2 separate regions of the Homo sapiens genome follow, and region 2 is linked to region 1. The links are chromatin loops, found by intact Hi-C in ENCODE. Cell type or tissue: IMR-90. All regions are shown on one strand.

Region 1 (2,500 bases):
CTATTTGAGTACCATCCCAGCATTTCTTTAAAGCTTCTTGCAGAAACTTGAATACAGGTTTCTTTTTAGTTTTACCCAAGCTTCTAATGAAAAAAAAAAAAAAAATCCAAGTTCCTCCAGACAGGGAAGGAGCTAGGCGACATTCTTTTAGCTTCATTTTGCAGATAAAATTAAAACTTTCCATTGAATAGCATTAAGAAGCCATAAGGCTGAGAAATTATTAATGAAAGCTCTTTAAATTTGGTGTTTCACCTGCTTCTGTTAGCATAACCCCTAAGAGACCTGATACTTTAAGGAATCTTCCTTTTTGTTTGAAAAAAATTTTAATTAAATGTATGGGAAGTTAAGAGCCGACTGAATTGGTTCAAGGTGCCACATTGACCATTGTTCATTGGCTTGCCTCTCCCATGAGTCTTTAGGACAGGTATTTAGGCAGACAATGCTTTGGCAGAATGGCATGACCCCCACTTTATTCTACTTTTTCATCCTGTGTTACCTAATAGATCACTGAGTTTTCTCAGTGATAGATACTGAGTTTTAGATACTGGGTAATAGATAGCTGAGTTTTCTATGTAGCCAGAGCTTAGGCATAAGCTAAGCAGTAGGTGCAAGCTTGTGGTTAGCGTATTGCGTATTTTTTCCATGTGGCTAAAACCTTCATGATCACAGAAATAATTTAAAAGCCTAGACAAGAGTCATTAATTTGTCGTCCTGTTAGCTGAATTCTGCATATTAATGCATTTTGTTTGGTTGGCAGGTTGCTTTTTTGCCTTTAAAAAAACAATAATCAAAAAAGAATGCCTTTAGGTTCCGTGAGAGCAGGGATTCTTGTCCACTTTGTTCACTGCTACCTCCCCAACACCTAGAACCATGCTTGGCGCACAGTTGGCTCATTGAGGACGTCCTGAATGAATGAATGAACAGGGCATGTAGAGGGCCTCTGCATTGCTCTACACTAGGGGGCACCATTCACATACAATATGATGTGAATGGGGGTGCCCTGGAATTGTAAAACGTGGTGGCCTTGTGCAATGCCCTCTCTTGTGACACAACCCTCAGCATTCCCTACAAATTCTTTCATTTTTTTCATTAGTTTGGCTCCTAATGAGTTTTGAATTTGCATCTCATGGACGAAATTGTTAAAAGACTTCAAAGCTTAGAAAAATAATATAAACCACATAGAAAAATTACACCTTCCCTATGACTAGCATACAATGTTAGCAAAATAATATTACTAATATATGCAATGTACATTTACTGCATGTATCTTCTCAAACTACTCAATGTCCTTATGGGAAAAAAGAAAGAACAAAGGCAGGGAGTTGATAGCACAGTATTTTAACTGGTGGAGATGTGAAAGCTATATTGCCATAGTTCCCACCAACAATGGCAGAAGGAGGTGTAGACTCAGGAAATGCTGCTTCCACTCAATTGCCCAGGCCTTAGAATCTCTCCCCTTCTCAGACCTTCATTCTACCTTGATTGAATTAAACCAGTGCTCCCCTGCAGTGGAGACTTCAGCAGCTTTAAACCAATTCTCTCTCACTTGCTTTTGCTCTGAAGGAGGAAAGTATGTTTGTAAATGGCAAGCTAAGGAGAGGGATTGATAGAAAATCAGAAAAACCTTTCTTTTAAATGTGAAGTTCAAAGCATATCCAGACTTTAAGTGGTTATAAGTTAGAATTAGGACTCTGTTGGGGGCTTTTGTTTCTTTTTATTTATTTATTTATTGAGGTTAGAAGTGTTTGAAGGGAATTTTTTTTTAAATAGGAGAACAAAAAGATACACAGCCAATCTGGTTATGTCATTTCTCAGATTTCTTCAATCATTTTTCTAAATGAACGATAAACACATCACAAAACTGAGGGCCATTCCTCTAGCAGATAGACAATCTGTCCATCCAAGAAATTACATTTCTCCAAAGCTATTTCTTTTTTTATGCATGGTGCACAATTGCTCATTCCAGTTATTAAGAATATTTACCACATTGATTTTCAAGTAATTTTATACTCATTAAGTAACAGAATAATCCTAAGGTGACAGAGTATGACTTTTCCCATCATATAGATGAGAGAAAGCAGATTACCAAAATTAGGGAGTCCAAGCGGGTGTTGGGATATTTTCCCTAACTCTAAATAAGCCTCACTTTTTTTCTTTAATGTCTGTTATGGGTCCTGGTCATTACTATGAGAACCAAAACCCTTGTTGAAAGTGGTTTGCTAGTAATTTAATCTTCAAAATGGCAAAGGCTGTGAGGACTTCACATCTGTTTAAGACTGTCCCGACTCAGGCTCCTTGTTTAGATTTCATATGTTCTTTCAAAGGGCTTGGCTATCTTCTTGGTCATGTATGTGTTCTTAGCAATCAACATGTAATGAGTTAAATGCAAACCAACGAGGGGCATGTCGGTTGCATTTCCCCATACGATATTCCACACGGGTTTTAAATTCCAAAGAGAAGCAGCCTAGGGCAAAATGCTTTGGGCTTTTTATGAAAAAAC
Region 2 (2,500 bases), 160 kb before region 1:
TCAGTCCTCTGTGATAGTACATTGAATGTGTCATGCAATTAGCATTGCTGTTTTTCAGAAGAATTGAAGCACTATCCTGATAATTTGGTTCTGAGCTTCACTTCTGCCTGAAATGTCTAGATAATTGCAGCATATGTGGGTGTTGTGAGGTTTTTTTCTGCTTGAATTATCCAAATAATTGCTTTAATTCTCCACTTTGCCTTACATATAGAGACACAAAGAAAGTGGATCAAGAAAATGGAGGAACCACGGGAATTTTTTTGTGGAATCCTTATTCTGTGCAAGGCTATGATCTGATTGCCTTCTCTTCTGAAAGGAAGTGCCTTCTGGTCACCAATATGTCACTTGCCTGGTATCTCTATTTTGAGTATTTCTCTCTGTGTGAACTGCTGCTTAGCTGGCCAGGACTCAAATGGTTTCTTACATAACCCAGGATATTTTCTTAGATTCTCTTCTATGAGTCAGTGAATCATAATATTCAGGGCATATCAGAGATAAAAGAAGTCCAGAACATCAACCACCTCTCAACCTCTGACCACTGACCCCACCATTATATAGATGTAGTCATTGAGACCTAAAGGGGTAATGTAAATATATACGCTTTCATAGAAAATCGGTGCAGAAGCAGGAACAAACAAACACAGGATGTATGCTAACTGTGGACCAAAAACAAAATGAAAACTCCAAAACTGATTTTACTTATCTTTTCCCTAAATGCAAATAAAGCTCACAATATCAGTTGAGTCATCTATAAAACATGATTTAGGGAAAACTGGACGAGTGACAACAGAGGCTCTCTCCATCTCTTCCCAAGGCGGTACTCTCCCCTCTTTTGTTGAGTAATGTAGGGTAGAGAAAAAAATAAAACAGACCTACATAATTCCTCCAGAAAAGGGGACGGCACCTGAAAGCAAGAAGTATGTCTCCTTCCTCTTCTTCATCCTCTGCAGAGTTGTTCAAGAAGTCAGCTCTCAGGCACCAGCTAAAACTCTGGAGCCAGCACAACTCCAATTTTGGAAACTACCATTATGGAAAGAAGAAAGTGAGCACAGCCGTGAGAGGTCTATGGCTCCGAATATGGAACTCTTCATCCTCTCAAACCTTTCTCCAGCTTCCATAGAAGACTTCATCTTCTTATCTCTATTATCATTTTCCTGCTCAGTGAAAGTTGCTCTTCTACCTCCACCCCCAGGCCTGGGGTGTGTGTGTGTGTGTGTGTGCTCCTTTGCAACTCAGCTCTAGGTGTCCAAGCAAAAGCTTGAGTTTTGCCGTCTCTTCCTTCAGCTTGGGATTCCTGTGGAAGGAATTGCTGACAGTGAACACTGCCCACCACTAGAGAGCAGTCAAAGCCAACATTTTCCTGGGCAAAAACTTCTAAGAAGTTGTTTTCAAAGGAGCCAGGTTCTCTTGGTCCTCTCTTTCCCTCTCTCATCTTTCTCAGGGCGGAGCACCCTGTCGGTCTCCTTCACAAAGGCATATTCTACATGTCTATTTAGACATTATGGGCGCAATGAACACTGTGTTAATTCTGCCAGAGAAGCCATTGTCAAAAACGTTTGTTCTTGAAATCTTCATGTTTTTACCCCATCAGCACAAACACAGCATCAAGCTGACCTAGGTGAATCATAAAATGTTGAAAATAAAGGCAATCTTGCAGTTAAAAAAAGAGTTATCTTCATAAATCCATAAAGGAAACAAAATCAGACCTTGGTTGATTCTTCCCTAACCCTCTTTAGTGAGACTAACAGCAGACAAACCTAAGCAGGGTCCTATGCACATCTTCAGATATGCTTTATTCCTTCAGACAACATGCTTTTTCCAACCTTAATGAAGAGAACAATTGTGCCTCATATAGGCTGTCTTTCAAATTTCAGTAGGTCCATGTCTACATTATTTAACTTACTTTAATGAACAGTAAAAGAAAATAATTATTGCAGATTGGCCTGTTAGTGTGCAGGAAGAATCCTCTAGTCTACTAGACTGGAAGGTGAAGAAAGGGAAAAAGAACTTCTGGAAGGAAAGGTAGCTGGATTCACATTCACTCTGGATTCAACCTTAGATTTACATTTGAATCATGTCTTTGCCACTTGCTTAAGTGTAACCTCAGGCAAGTTACTTAAGTTCTCTCTAAATCTTAGTTTCTTCCTCTGTAAATTGGAGGTCATAAGTGTTTTCATCAAATAGCATAGTTTTAAGAATTAAAAGAACAGTGTATGTAAAGCACTTAATAAAGATTTGCTGTTATTGTTCAGGAAGAGAACTTTGTGACTTATTTCTGACTTCTTCCTCTATTGCTTTATTTCTATACATCCAATTTCAATTTTAATTTTGCTAAATATTCATTATACATGTTTTATGTTCCATGTATAATATAATTCTGATCCTCAAGAGGTTACAATGTGGTTTTTAAAAGAGATAAATATGAAGGAATGAAATACAAAGAAGACACATCTTATAACATTAGATTCTAAAGATAACACATAACACAGAAGGTCTATAT

Evidence for each region. Peaks named below come from ENCODE experiments on the same cell type or tissue, not always from the same donor. Only the 100,000 strongest peaks of a DNase experiment are listed, where the experiment ranks them.
Region 2: it touches region 1 in a loop (6-fold over the local background); 10 of 110 quality-filtered maps call a loop at or near these places.

What each region holds. Positions count from the first base shown.
Region 1 is chr14:80,212,758-80,215,257 of GRCh38, forward strand. The region is part of intron 1 of DIO2-AS1 (DIO2 antisense RNA 1); the gene reads left to right. It also overlaps a transcript of DIO2 not described here. Among named protein-coding and RNA genes, the nearest start is that of DIO2, 2.5 kb to the left of the region's middle. In IMR-90, a CTCF peak has its summit at 966 (motif pointing right); a DNase peak (open chromatin) is centred at 994.
Region 2 is chr14:80,055,054-80,057,553 of GRCh38, forward strand. No RefSeq gene overlaps it. Among named protein-coding and RNA genes, the nearest start is that of DIO2-AS1, 160 kb to the right of the region's middle. RefSeq lists a silencer at 1,173-1,467. In IMR-90, a CTCF peak has its summit at 1,333 (motif pointing right); a DNase peak (open chromatin) is centred at 1,338.